Regions from separate parts of the Mus musculus genome. Here all the other regions are linked to region 1. A link is a loop called in an ENCODE intact Hi-C map of the cell type or tissue named here. Cell type or tissue: heart. All regions are shown on one strand.

Region 1 (5,000 bases):
CTGAGCACTTCCCGTGAGCCATGCTCTGTGGACAAGCGCCACACTCGTGTTAACTTCATGAGATCACCCTAAGTGCACAAGCACCATCATCTCCATTTTGGGCAAGGACAGAACTGCATCCAGAGAATAAACAGCTTGCCTGCAGCAAGCCAGGACACAAACTCAGCCACTCTGGCCGAGCCCCAACTCCTCAGCCACTGCGACACTACAGCCAGGCACTGTGACCTGCAGTGACATGAGGTCTAACACACAGCACCCACCCTCAACCCTCTCCGGCATGTGCACCGATATCCGCTGCTCAAGTTACGATCCTAAGGGATGTGCAGAGGATCACCAGTCACCGTTTCCTCCTATCTGAACTCAGAGCTGAGGGCATCAAGCAAGAAGAGCAGACTCTGAAGATGACTACTGAGGAGGAAGCTAAAAAGGCAAAATCCAAACTTTAGGATGCCATACAAATTAAAATAGTTCACGCCCTTGCAGCTTTTACCTCTAACTAATGCAGGGTTAATCATTACACGGCACTGCCGCCAGACTTTTCTAAAGAGGATGCTTCAAGGGAGAGAGCAAGATGGTTCTGCAAGCACCGGCTCATGGCCATGACCACTCTCCTTCCATCACCTGCACCACAAGGTCGAAAAGAGAACCAAAACTCAAAAGTGCTCTGATCTATACACACATGTAAAAGAAATAAGGGGTAACCCTTGAGCCAAATCAATTGGAAAACCTTTATTTAAAAATTGCTACCACTGGGCTGGAGAGATGGCTCAATGATTAAGGGCCGTTCTTTCGGAGAACCTGGGTGGGTCTGATTCCAAGCATCCACATGGTGGCTCACAACCATATGTAACTCCAATTCCAGTGAATCTGACACATTCTTCTGACCTCCTCAGGTACACACATGGTGCACACACACATGCACACACAGGCACACACACATATGTATATATACATATGCATATGCGTATAAATCTTAAGAAACTAAAAATACCACAGAAGGTTAAATTACGTTAATATATTTGACATTTATGTCATGTTGGTCAAACACATAAGGGGTCTGTTTCAGAGTCCAACAGAGATTACAATTTTAAACACTGATCCATCAATTCAAGGCAAAACTCTATGGTCATTCAAAATGACAGTGTAACTCCATTGTAGAATGTGACTCGGGAGAACGAGAAACCAAGCAAACCAGGAGAAACTCGGGTGGACTAAGGCATCGCCAAAGTGCGGCCCATTAGAGGGATCTGATTACAGATCTCCAGGACTTTGGTTTTGACATCTGGCCTGTTTTAAAATCCGTACCGTTCAAAGTGCCTTAAATAAATCATTTCTTCTGCAGCCAACGAAACCAGAAACATTTCCAAAACACAATTACAAAAATAACTTCCTCTCTCAGGGAAGCAAGGAGAACTGTGAGAATAAGTCAGAAGCTGGCCAAGGAAGAGCGAGCGCTCGGGAGAGCCACTCGACTCTGTGGACTGCGAACTGCCGGGTACCTGATGGGCACCGTTACCATTCCGAACACCTGGAGAGGGCTTGCCACAGACAGCCTGCCATGCCAGCGGGATCGCCGTCGTTACCTCACACGCCGTGCGAGACCTGCATCATCCACGGACCAGCATACACAGTCAACGTCCACCCCGACCACCCGGGGAGGTGTTGAAACTGCCGTCCACGGCGCTAAACTGTCAGGGAGCAGCCAATCAAAGGGTCCCGGGGCGCGGCAGGGCGGAGGCCAGGGAGTGGCGGGCAGCGGAGCGCGGAGGAGAGTGCACGGGGCGACGACCGCCCCGGCTCGCTCGACTGCCCGCCTCGCCGCCTGGCAGCGCGCTTCGCCTCCGCCAAGTGAACCGAGGAGCCGCCGGGAGCCGGCGAGCGGGACGCGCGGGCGGCGGGGACGCTCACCGGCTCGGCTTGGGCGCTGCGCTCGGCCTCCGCGCCCGGGACTCCCGGGGCGCACGGCGGTTCCTCGCCGCCCGCCGCCCTTCTCCCGCCGTCCGCCGCCCGCGGCCCGCCGTTTTCATACAAACCCGGGTGGCAGGAGAGGCGGAGGCGGCGAAGACGGCCGCGGAACATGCCCGCATCCCGGGCAACGTCAGCGCGGCGCCCCGCCCAACTCACGGCTCCGAGGGCCGGCTCGCGTGCGCCCGGTAGGGCGCGTGCGCGTGGGGGAAGGGCGCTTCCAGGGAAGGGCGGGACGTCGGGGGGGGGGGGGGCCCGCGGGGCGCGTGCCCGCCGGCGGGGGCGGCACGCCTGGAGGGAAGACAAGCTGCGCGTGCGCAAGGTCGGGTGGGTACCAAGAGGCGGGGCGGGGCGAGGAGGGGCGGGGCGGGGCGGGCGGGGCAGGGTGGGGCGGAGTAGGGAAAGGACTCCACTCTGGCGTGGGCAACCGGCGGTGCGCGCCCTTACCTTTGGGTTCCTGTGGGTCGTGGGCCAGTGTAAACGTGTTAGCCCGCTAGCAGATCGACACGTTCATCAAATCGCCTTCTTTTTTCCTTCCCAACCGGGGGCGTAGCTCCCAAATCCCATCAAACCTTGGGAAACAGTGAGGCTAGTCCTTCCTGACCCCAAGTTGACCCAGAACAGGCTGTGAAGGCTGTGGCGCATGGCCCATTTATCCAGGTAAATGAGATTATCTGATGGTACTGCGAACAAAATGTCATGCCCATTCATTTCAAAACGATGTTATGGAAAACCTTGGTGCAGAAGCTAAAGGCAAAAAACAGTGGGGGAGAAGTAGGGAGCATGCTTGTGTTTTGACTGTGTTTAAATACTCTGAGATACATTGTTAATAAAGACATCATTTGCCTTTTTAAGGAGCATCGACCATGCTCCCTGTTTATGGTGGTTGGTAAGGGATGTAAAATTATCACAGCATGATAGGGGACTAAACTGAGCCCTGTGGGGTTTTTATTTTGTTCTTATGTTTCGTTCAAGCAGGTTTGTGGAGGTAATTCAAAAAACGTATTCAAGGTGTGAAACAGTGCTTCATGCTACTTGCTCTTGGCAGATGTCTTTACTGAGAGGAACAAAAGACTGCCATTTTATAAATGTTGGTTTTCCCCATACCTATAACACATGTGCACATAATGATAGATTCAAGTATTTAAAATACCTTTAAACCACTCTCCACCACAAACTCCCCAAAATGAAAACGATTGTCTAAGAACATTTAGTAGTTCAAAATTCATGAGACATTATTCAAAGAACGTGTTTCTAAATCAACTTGCAATCTAGAAATACATATAAATTGAATTCCTCTTTAGCAAAGTATGGTTAATGGTCAGAACAAAGGCTCAGAAGATTGGCCCATACAGCCGGGTAACCCACAGCGTCATTGGCTTTGAAGTTATTGCAAACACACAACTTGCAGATGAATGGCACCTTTAGCAAGTGTGAGAACCTTCTCACCTGGAGAAGGATTGGGCTCCAGCTCTTATCAGACCCATGGGAGTTCCCAGCCTCAAGGACCATAACTTAAAAGCATGGAAGCACAAGGGTTTGAGCACTCGGGAATTAGCTGGCTACTTCTCTGAGCACCACACTGCTCCAGCTGTCTCCAAACCCTCAGCCAGAGCACTGTGCAGGAGCAAGGGTCCTCCAAGATCTCCCTCCATCGCCATGCTGTTAGACACCTTCTCTCCCAGAGCCACTCCTTTGAAGGCTCAGCTCAATCTTGTACGCCTCCACTTCCCTTCTCCCCAGAGGCCTGCTTCCAACCTACCTGAACAGTAGTGGAATTCAAATGATTTTGAAACCTCACTCATTGTGTGGCAATAAACTAATGACTAGAGGGAAGCATGACTCAGTGACCGGATACATGCTTTGCACTGGGGCCCCAGTTCAATACCAACTGCCACAAAAATAACTTGTAAAAAAGAGTCATCAGATGTAGGTCAGTCTAGATCGCTTAACTGGCACACCTCAGCCTGGCAACTCAGAGATTCTGTACAACTTCACTTATTTCGGCTTTAGTGGTAGAGAGCATGGCTCCATCTCTCTTGATTTCTTTACCTCTTAAATCTTTAATACTGTGGCTTACAAAATGCAACAAACTTAATAATGAAACTGTAGCTGAAAGATCTAGAATATCCATGGACCTCTCCAAAAGTACGGTTTCCGTGGGGAGCATAAATGTTGGGACAGCAGTTCGGTCCTGGATTTCTGAAACCTGGTGGGTCCTCCGGAATTGCAAGACTGTTATAGCTCTTCGCCATATTCAACAATCAACAATTTACTGAACACCTATATAGGTCAGAGGCAATCATCTGGAGATCTTTGGGGAAATAAAGCAAATAACTTCACTGGATGAAATGTCTAGCAACTGCCCTGTGTCAGGCTGAAGAATTTCCTACAAATAGGCCGAGGAGCAGAAATTCAGGATGAAGAACTTGAGCCGAACCTAAATAAATGTGGCCAAGCTGGGAGATGGGAGAAATAACCCTTATATGGCACACAATGGAATGGATTTAGATGTAAAAGGTCTTACCATGGTTTCCATCTGGTTGCTACAAATGGCATGGTGATCAGGGCCAGAAAACTTGAGAGAGAGAGACAGAGAGAGAGAGACAGAGAGAGATAGAAAGACAGAGAGAGAGACAGAGACAGAGAGACAGAGACAGAGAGAGAGAGAGAGAGGGTTTTTTTTTTCCTGTAGGCCTGGCTGTTCTAGAACTAGTTCTGTACACCAGGCTAGTCTTAAACTTGCAGAAATACAGCTGCCTCTATTTCCTGTTTGCTGGGATTAAAGGCTTGGGCCACCATCACCTGGGAACAACTAAAATCTTAAACTGTCAGTCCAAGAATATAACTGGGACTGAGCTCATTATAAAAATTCATTTTTTTAAGGGCCAGCCTGCTCAGTGGTAAGGACCCTGAGCACTAAGCCAGGGGATCTAAATCCAATCTTTTCAACCCATGTGATGCAAGGAGAGAAGCAGCTGCAAGCTGTCCTCTGATTCCCTCATGCCCTGTGGGAAAGGGGCTGAGCTGCATGG
Region 2 (5,000 bases), 51 kb before region 1:
CAAAGAAAAAAAAAATCAAACAAAGAGTACTCATCTTCTCCACAATGTCCCTATTGTTCTACTCTAAAAGAAAACTCAAGAAAATTAAATTGAAAAACATTTATACATAACAAAGAAGGTAGCATCACAGCATGTCCCATTGCCTGGCATGCACTAACTCTACCACCTGAGCCAATCTAGATGATACTACAGGACTAAGGGTGGGGACTGGTGCACACCAGCGGTAAGAAGCTCAGAAACAGACAACCTGAAAGGTAAAAGGAAATGGAGCGGTTCCAAGGTCGACATTATAGGGCAGGATGAAGCTTTAGTAGAGACAAGACACATGTTCACACTCCACGATCAACAGGACCTGTGCACAGCCCACCATCACTGCCTGCAGGGCTCACACTCTATGATCAACAGGACCTGTGCACAGCCCACCATCACTGCCCACGCTAGCCTGCAGGGGCAAGAGACTAACAAGCTGAACAAGCCCCCAACAGCACCTCTGAGGGAAGAGAAAGCAAATACATCCTCATACAGAAGAGACGTGCCAGTGATCCATTCTGGCCTACAATCTGCAGCCCTGGCTGGAAGAGCAGATATGCCCCTGGCTGGAGAGCATGTGTGGAGAGTGTTACTTCACCTAGGACCCGCAGGGCTCCCAACATCCTTAACAAACTCTGACCTTCATGGATGGGAAAGGAGAAAGGGATACCAGATACTAATTCTCAAATGGGAACCCATTTTTAATTTCCTATTTATCTACAATTAAAATAAACTACTTGTTTTCAACCCCAAAGCAAATTTATCTTACTGTCCTTAAATCCTTCATATGTAGTATCTGTCCATATATGAGCATTAACTAGTATTCTTAAAAAAAAGATATTTTTCAACATTTTATATTCAGGAATTTGCTTTCATTTATATAATCAATAAATAAGTTTTGTTATTTCTATGAATAAAAGATTGGCTTTATTTACATATATATTATTACAATGTAATTACTAACTTATGAGTATACAATTTCACCTAAGTATTTATATTTAATCTATGAACAAATAATGTATTAATTTTCTTGTTTAACATATAATCATCTAAAGCAAAAAATACTTTACAAAGATATATTTTCTCACTAGAAAAGCCTTTAATTCCAGCACTCAGGAGGCAGAGGCCAACAGGATTTCTGAGTTAAAGGACAGCCTGATCTACAAAGCAAGTTCCAGGACAGCCAGGACTACACAGAAACCCTGTCTAAGCATCCAGCTAGCTCACTGTTAGCGATGGCACTGAACAACAAGGAAGGAATAGCCTGTGGACCTTTATGGCTCCCTGGAGGTAGTTGTTTAGAACCTAAAGAACCTGGACTAAACTCCCTACAGGAAAAACACTGACTCACACAGTGAGGGAGGCAGTGTGGAAGCCAAGCACAGCTGAGCAGCCTTGCTTCTCCCACTGCAGCACAGCCATCCCTGTGGGACGCTGTGTGGAGCCAGCCCCACACAGGCCAGAGGCTGCTCTGCATCGTGGCGTAAAGAGGACCTGTCTCAGAGCACACAGCAGAGCCACAGTGATGAGTGTGCCCTCCCTCTCCACACTACCAAGCCCTTGCTTACTGGCCCCTGTGCTGTGTCTCCAATACTGTGAGGACCAGATGGTTACTGTGCATGAAGAGTCTGGCTTGGCACATGGTTCCATGTTCAGTAAGTGCTACTTTTTCTCGTAATTATCAATGTTTTGCTAAGGCAAAATAGACAATATGTGAGCAATTTTAACTCAGTGAAAGAATGGACACCAAGAACTATTTTTCAAAGACATCAATGTCAAGAGCCAAGAAATCTGTGGAAATGCTTCAAATGAATGGACCAAGTAAAAGACATGGAAATGCAGCATCTGAGGGTAGACTCTGTAGCAGAGGGTAAACAACCCACAGAGGCCATCACAGGACAAACTGACTCCACAGAGGCCATCACAGGACAAACTGACTCCACAGAGGCCATCACAGGACAAACTGACTCCACAGAGGCCATCACAGGACAAACTGACTCCACAGAGGCCATCACAGGATAAACTGAACCCCACAGAGGCCATCACAGCAGCCAGAGATAAGCTGGACAGCACACAGTGTCAAGCTGGCAGGAAGCTGACACTGTGCTGCAGGTTTGGCATGTGTTCTCAGGTAAAGGACCATAAGAGGTGGCATATCTAATCAACTCCCAAATGCCGTTCTTGGACATGTGCACACATGCACAAACACTTTTCCTGCAGCCCAATCAGTCCCTGTTCCCATCTCCCTCACTCCTCACTCTTTATGCTCTTGATCATCACAGGGGTTTTTAATTAGAACCATGAGATGTGAACAAAACATACTTTAATGTTTATCATTAAAGTCTTGTACTTTGATGGGAACTCGAGAAGATTAATGTGAAAAGTATGGCTTCCACCACTCCCAAGTGCCCTGAAACAAAATAAAAACAACAACAAAAACCCCACAGCATTTCAACCCCTGCTCTTACCTGAGGTTAATTCATAGCTGTGAACCTGCCAGTTCCACGGCATGTGTCAGGTTCAAACCCCAGCTCCTCACGGTCTGCATCCTAACATCACAGGAGCCCTCTCTCACCTGAGACCCCACTGGCGGTGGGGATAACAGCTCTGTAGTACTAAGATGCATCTTCCAGTATCCCAGACTACGGAAAGGACAGTGTGTCCTTTAGGTAGTATTCCAACAGTTTTTAAAAGGCTTGCTTTTAATTCGTGTATATGAGTGTTTTGCATGCCCAAGTATATATGTTCTGCTGCCTTCAGGTCAAGATGTAGAATTCTCAGCTCCTTCTCCAGCACCATGTCTGCCTGCGCTCTGCCGTGCTCCCTCCATAATGATGATGAATTGAACCTCTGAAACCCTAGGCCAGCCCCAAATGAATGTTTTCCTTTATGAATATCTTGGTCATGGTATCTCCTCACAGCAATGACACCCTAACTCAGACAGGGGCTTCTAGGTTTCCAGACACAGTGTGCACCTCTGAGAAGTCAACCAGGCCGTGGCCTAACAGCTCATGTAATATGACAACTGTTGTCTATTTCCTCAGTTCAGTAATTCTCTTGGAAGCCTGTAGCATCACCATGGAGCTCCTCGTTTACAGGCTCCTCCTGATAGTTTTCAGCCCCAAACTATTGCTGACACAGGGGAATGCCTTTTGAGACAAACCACCACAGCAATCTCAAACTGCTTTCCTTCAAGTACTGGGATATAACAAGCTAAGTCAGAAAGCTTAAAACCCTTTTCCTCGGGGACAATGGGCAAATCAATCAGGGCTGTTTCCACACCAGCAGATTCAGCTCCGAGACAACGGTGGGATGAGGCAGCCTTACCTGCATCTCTATGCTTCAGGCAAGTCTGTCTGAGAGCTGAGGAGTTCATATTGTTACTAATGATAAAAGTCCACCGACCTTAAAACTCTGATCTAGGTCATCTTCATTCTCGAGTTCATTTTCCACTTCTAAATCAATGTCGTCGTTGTCGTCACTCTCGTCCACCACATCGTCCACTGTGATGCAAACACACTGTAAGTCAGGCAAAGGCGAGTGTGCACACAGCAGGCGTGCAGTGTGTGTGCACAGATGCGCATAAACGTGCCTCACTCCCTGACTATTAACTATCTGACCTAGAAACAAACAGTTGTCTGTCTTCATCTCCTGCCCCATGCTCTTGTGAACATGTATAAGAGTTATCAGCCAGTCGGTCACAAAGTCTGTCACAGAAATGTGTGCGTATTGCTGTGGGGCTCTAAGAGCAGCTTAGTTTGTCTTAACTAATACTGGTACCACATCACTTCAAATTTTTTCGTTGCAGAGAGGTTTTATAAAAATAAAAATTAACAAACAAAAAAGGTATCACAGGACATGCAGCAGTCTGGATCTAGTCTAAGCCCTACCAGCAGTCAGTCATGGATGAAGAAGAAAGTCCTGATTAGAAAAAGAACAGTAAGAAGACATTATTCGTGAAAAACTGCACTAAATTAAAAAAAAAAAAAGTCTATTACAAACAAGGAAAAAATGTCTTCAACTGAAACACAGTTCAGAATTGGGGAAAAATGGTACACGCCCCCAACTGTGAAACAGTTCATGGCTTCAGGGCCCTGAGACTGACTATACCTCACACCTCCAGCACAGTGTGAGCCAGCAACTGCAGGCAAGCTGCTTTCACTTCCTTTCTTACGTTTACTACAGCAGCACAGGAGCCAGCTTCTACTTCTCTCTGACAGCCAGAAAGGCAAGCACAAGGCATCCCTGGGAAGGAGCCAGCGGCTCCTGTGAGGACTTAGAAACTATAAACAAAGGGCCTGTCCTCACTGTCCTATAAACATGAACCACTCCCCTCTATGCACTGTTTGTGTCAGATCCATAAGGACAACCTACAGATGTATGGTTATGTCTGTGTACAAAAACACGCTTTTCCAGCAGGAAGTGGTATGCTGTGTATCTAAAGTTTGCAGCTATAAGCACACAGACACGGGAACACAGCTATATTTTATTCACTTTCCTTTTATCTGGTTCTGTTAAATATTTTGTCATTTTTGGGCAACACTAGCAATACTCCCCACAGCCCAGCTATTTCGCCTCTCAATGGGGAGTCCTTTCTCTGTCTTGCTAACTTGGCATCTTTTAATAGTTCATTACCATACTGACATATGATATAGATAAGAGTTAGTGACAGATTATTGAAAACAACTGCAAATTTCTGTAATAAATTTTATCTGGAATCTCTTCATGGTATTTACTAAAATAATTATTTGGTTTCCTTCTTTTGACCTACTAATAATAAACTTCACCCACTTTAATATTAGAAGTAACCTAGATGTCCTACGTAAGAGACCACTGCCCAGTTCTATTTGCTCTGTTTTAGAGTCTGCACATCTGACTGGTGGGCTTCAGCTGCGGGTTATTTCTGGTAATTCTCACCAGGTTTTGCTTTCAGCACCATGCTAGCTTCTAAGCTTTGCTTTTTTTCTATG
Region 3 (5,000 bases), 63 kb before region 1:
CAGGTATTTTAAATCAAATGGAGACATATAAAATAATTAAAATGTCAGGACACCTAAAAAGCAGAGAAACTGTGACCATTGATGTGTGATAACAAAGGTTTCAATAAAACACATTAAAAGCATTTTAGAGGAACATTTAAGGACCAGAGAAAATATCAGAAATGCAATTTTTCTAATTAAAATACAGAGAACAACATAGCATGGTTCTTGGCCTTGTTTTTCGGTAAGGCACAATTTTGTGTTGGAATGCCAGCACTGTAGGCAGGCTGGTACGAGGCTGTGCTAAGTGGACTGCCTCGGTTCACGGCAGCCTCCATGTGATTTCCTTCTGAACACCACTGCAGGTCCTGAACTGCATACAGAGCACACAGAGGAGAACCCGGGTGGAGATGTAAAGGCACAACCACCATCAGAGGCCCTTCTGTGGGGTTCAGAGTCCTTATAGAATGTGCTCATTTCACAATTCCAGTGATGCTGAAGGCAGGAGCTGTCTTATCTCTCACATGGGGCAGAGCTTTTGAAAGCACATAAATACTGCTTAGGATGAACAATTTTAATGTAAAATTTTAACTGCTCAGCAAAGTTTAGTGTTAAGGGCATTATTTTTACAGGATTAAAGGTTAGTGAAATTCTAACTTACAACACCATTTTAGAGAGTACACTGCTACACACAGAAAAACATGTCTTTGTCTTTTATTCTTAAAGGACACCCACGATACAAATGAAATCGGTTTTCTTAAATGTTCTTTCTCTACTCTAAAAAACACTACATTAAGTAAGGAGCACAATAGGTATTTTTACTTATCTTGATAATACTTCAAGTTTTAATTAAGATAAAATTTTAAAGGTGCAACAAGGCTGAATGTCAGCAAATATTTCAGAGAGAGGTCACAATCAGTTGATGGCCATACGTACCACTGGGACCCTACCCACCCGCACTGGTCTCAGAAGCTAAGCAGGACCCAACCTGCTGACATGGATAGATACAAGTCACATCCAATGATTGTTTTATACTCTAAGATCACCAAGAATGAAGTATGACATAGACAACACTTCACAGGCAGGAGAGATGGCTCGGGGGTTAAGAGCACTGACCACTCTTGCAGAGGGCCTGAGTTTGATTCCTAGCACCCACATGGCAGCTCTCAGCCGCCTGTAAGTCCAGTGCATTTGGCCTTCTTGGGCCCCACATATACACAATGCATACACAGACAAGCAGACATATGCATAAAGTCAAATAAGCCTTTTTTAAAAAGAACCTTTTTAATCACCAGTCATGCAAAACAATGTAACTATTGACATTTTAGTCAAAATATAAACATTTGTCTTTAAAATATTACTTAAAAATTAGATAAAAGACATCAAATCTCTATAAAAGTGTTTATGACTATGTACTATAGTATTCCACTATCTGATCTTCCTTTTATTTCACTAGATAAAAGGCAAGGCTTTTGTTTCACACACATGAGAAATTCTAGAGTGTTCCATTTCCTACTACCACACAAATAACAACTGTCAACAACCTCTTCAACTCTCAAAAGCTTTACTTCTCAGACATGGCTCTTTAAAGAGCATCACTGTACATGTGCGTTGAGCAGCTCAGGGAAATGACTTGAAGCCCACGAGGCAGTGTCTCTTGCCTATTGTTAAAGCTTTTCAGTCTTTGCAACAAATAGTTGAGACCACTATCATTTTGTAACATGTTTCTTCTCCATCTGTAATAAAGGGGTGTTTGCATGTTAGGAAACATATTATATATATATTTTTAAAACTTGCTATTATTAGATTTGAAATTTGAAGTTTTGATTTTTAAATGCAAATGTCAAGTTTATGTAATTATCCACCCTAGATAATAATCCGCCCGTGGCTATAGACCAGATGCCCAGCAGATAACCCTTAGCTGTGTACTTAAGGTCCAGAACAACACTCCACACTTCAGAATTCTCCTTCCAAAACACTAGAGTTTTATTTTTAAAAAGAAAAGAGAATTCTCTCAGAGAGTATCAACAGGGAAAGTCAATACACAAAATGCTGACTCTTCAACACTGTCCATAAACTGTGCTTAGATAAGATTTCATTCTGTGAGAAACAGACACTGACCAAGAACAGAACCAGATCTGTTGCAGGGCAAGCAGGCATTCAGTAGATAAAGGTAAGCGAGGCCTGAGCCTGGTGTGGGTGAGGAACAGGGAAACCGAGACTCTCCACACAGCCCTTGCAGATGGAAACACAGAAACAGACAGGACCAGGAACCCACTGACTCGTGACAGAGCACCTCAGGAGGCTGCAGCCACTAAGGAAATGATTCTAGTTTACAAGACAGTTCACAAAAGAAACCCACTAAGCACAAATGGATTCACTAGAAAATTCCATCTCACATTGCAGAATTCACACTAGCTCTACATAAGGACTTTCAGAAGATGGAAGGAAGACATGCCGTATTATACCAAATCAGTGTGAGCAGGATACCAAACGTGGCAACGGTGTGGGGAGCTAGGCAGAGGAAAGTGCATGTATCTTCCTAGGCATAAATGTAAAAGCATTTTTTGTGGGACTGGAGAGATAGCTCAGCAGTTAAGAACACTGGCTGCTCTTCCCCAGTTTAATTCCCAGCACCCAGATGGTGGCTCATGGCCTTCTGTGAAAGGATCTGATGCCCTCTTCTGGCATGCAGGTGTAACTGCAGACAGAGCACTCATACATAAAAACATTTTCTTTTCTTTTTCTCTTGTGTGGATCTGAGGATAGAATCCACAGCTTTCTGGGTTGAGCTCTCACTGGGCTTCAGCCCCAGCCTAAACTGCAAACACCTGAGCCTGCCATGCATCTGCCTGCTGAGGGAGGGCTGGGATGACTGACAGGACATTACAGGCATGCAGTGCCATGCATCTGCCTGCTGAGGGAGGGCTGGGATGACTGACAGGACATTACAGGCATGCAGCGCCATGCATCTGCCTGCTGAGGGAGGGCTGGGATGACAGACAGGACATTACAGGCACGCAGTGCCACGCAGCTCATTTTTAAAATTTAACCAGAGCTTAAGCATTTTCACACCCATATAATCAATGGCTGAGGTTTGAAAATCAGAGACACTGAGTGTGTTGTGTCTAAGGCTAAATTCTGATCCTACGAGTAATGTGCCTTGTGCCCTCACACGGGGAAGGGAAGGTGTCTTACCATAATTAAACTGACTGTTGGACTTCTCACAGTTGATGATGTTGAACCTATATGCCACACCAGGCCGCATCCCACTGACTTCAAAGTAGAACCACTGGTGGTAATGGTTACTGTTTATATCAGAGTTCAGGATAAGGTCGTACTCGCTTCTGAAACACAAGACAAGGACATCTGACAGCAAGTCCAGAGAGGCTGTGTGCACACAAAATGAGAACATTAAAATGGCTTACTTTCTAATTTGAATTACTTTGCGCAGATTCCCAGATTCGAATTTTGAGTTAAACTTCAAAGTATCTCCTTCTTCTGGAGTGGTATAGCTAAATAAATATTTTAAAATAAACATATTAAAATATATTACACTTGAACAGATAAGCAAAGACTAAAATTAGAGAGAAGATCTAAAACATACAATGTTTCTTCTCTCTTTTACAACAAAGACTATAACAAACACAACAAAGAAAACCCCTGACTTACATTCATACTCAAACTGTAATTACGAAGGATTTATTCCTACACTTATACCCATAGTGAGCTTTGCCTTGCTGAACAAATGTCACTTCTGAAATACTGATTATCATACATGAAAGAAGAGATTTCCTTTTTAAACTGCCTGGTAAGTGGCTGTAAGTCTAACAAACCACGCTGCCCTTGCCGTTAGCTACCACGGAAGGCTCAGGGCCTTTCCCTTCCCCCACCATGCAGCTGAGCGCCCAGATGCAGGCCCTAGCGTTGTCTGCCCAACCCCCACAGAAGGAAGACCCCCTACTCTTCTGAGGATCCTGCCCCGGGCACATCGGTTAGGGACAAGCTGGGTCTGCCCACACTGGAGGTTCTGGGATTTATTTTTCTACATCTAACACAGAAGCATGAACAATGGAATAAATACATGAAATAAGATACGGCTCTTCTTCCCTTGTGTGGGAATACTCTGAGGTCAGTAAAGGTGACAGGCACCTCAGACTGGGAGGACTACTGTAAGTCGAAGGTCAGCCTGAGCTACACAGTGAGCGCCACGTCAGCCTAAGGTACAGTGGGAGACCCTGCCATAAACAACAACAAAGAGTAGTTTAAACTCAGTCACCATCTTTGACAGAGCTTTTACTCACATATCTACCAACAATTACTTTTAAAAGTTTGTTTCCTCCAATCATAATAGATAAAGTGTGCAATTTCCTCCAAGTATTAACACAGTAAGGAGAGAAGAGACCCACAATAAACTGACCATATTTCTTCCCTGAGTGGTTGTAATTTGTATTTATTTACTACAATTAAATCCTCACATATATACCAGTGCTAATGCAAAAGTAGCAAGTGGCCTGGCAGGCAGGCAGGCGCAAGGCCAAGCGGGAGCCGCAGTGACTGGGGCAGCAAAGGGCAGCCTTCCTTGTGAACCCACACTCTTCACTTTTCCAAAACCACAGTGCCAGATCATAATCTCTACATTCCACCTACAACCAAAGGCTTCCATATCTTTAAGATAAACAAGATTTCTCATGATTATCATACACCTACCTGTTACATGAGAATGAGAACAGCAACAATGAAGCGGGGAAGATACGACAGAGAGATAATGATTTTATCCTTTAGACATAACACTAATAAATAAAACCTATGAATAACAAGGCTTTAGCAATCAGACTCACGTAGGGTTGTCTAAGTCATACACCACGCGGTCTATGATATCGTTCTGGTGTATCAGCCTCTCGATGTCTTGGGCAATTTTTGTCCTGAAATCACAAAAGACAAATGTGACAAAGTTCACTACTATCTGCCTCTGACACCAATACACAACCTTCTCCCAGGTTTAAGTCTGGCATGGAAAG

Evidence for each region. A loop is a pair of places that touch in the nucleus more often than their neighbours do. Peaks named below come from ENCODE experiments on the same cell type or tissue, not always from the same donor. Only the 100,000 strongest peaks of a DNase experiment are listed, where the experiment ranks them.
Region 2: it touches region 1 in a loop (1.9-fold over the local background); 5 of 42 quality-filtered maps call a loop at or near these places.
Region 3: a loop joins it to region 1, with 2.2 times the contacts of the local background. A loop is called at or near these places in 3 of 42 quality-filtered maps.

Annotation. Positions count from the first base shown.
Region 1 is chr13:59,555,190-59,560,189 of GRCm38, forward strand. It overlaps Agtpbp1 (ATP/GTP binding protein 1), which reads right to left and starts at 2,113. Exons shown (of 26, transcript NM_001377097.1): 1 at 1,909-2,113. In heart, no CTCF peak of the experiment used is centred here; DNase peaks (open chromatin) are centred at 1,642 and 2,162; H3K4me3 peaks cover 2,530 bases; H3K27ac peaks cover 1,270 bases; H3K27me3 peaks cover 335 bases.
Region 2 is chr13:59,504,524-59,509,523 of GRCm38, forward strand. It overlaps Agtpbp1 (ATP/GTP binding protein 1), which reads right to left. Exons shown (of 26, transcript NM_001377097.1): 12 at 3,436-3,533. Among named protein-coding and RNA genes, the nearest start is that of Agtpbp1, 50 kb to the right of the region's middle. In heart, no CTCF peak of the experiment used is centred here; DNase peaks (open chromatin) are centred at 2,128 and 4,248.
Region 3 is chr13:59,492,156-59,497,155 of GRCm38, forward strand. It overlaps Agtpbp1 (ATP/GTP binding protein 1), which reads right to left. Exons shown (of 26, transcript NM_001377097.1): 15 at 4,821-4,904; 16 at 3,408-3,494; 17 at 3,178-3,326. Among named protein-coding and RNA genes, the nearest start is that of Agtpbp1, 63 kb to the right of the region's middle. In heart, a CTCF peak has its summit at 2,672 (motif pointing left); no DNase peak of the experiment used is centred here; H3K27ac peaks cover 563 bases.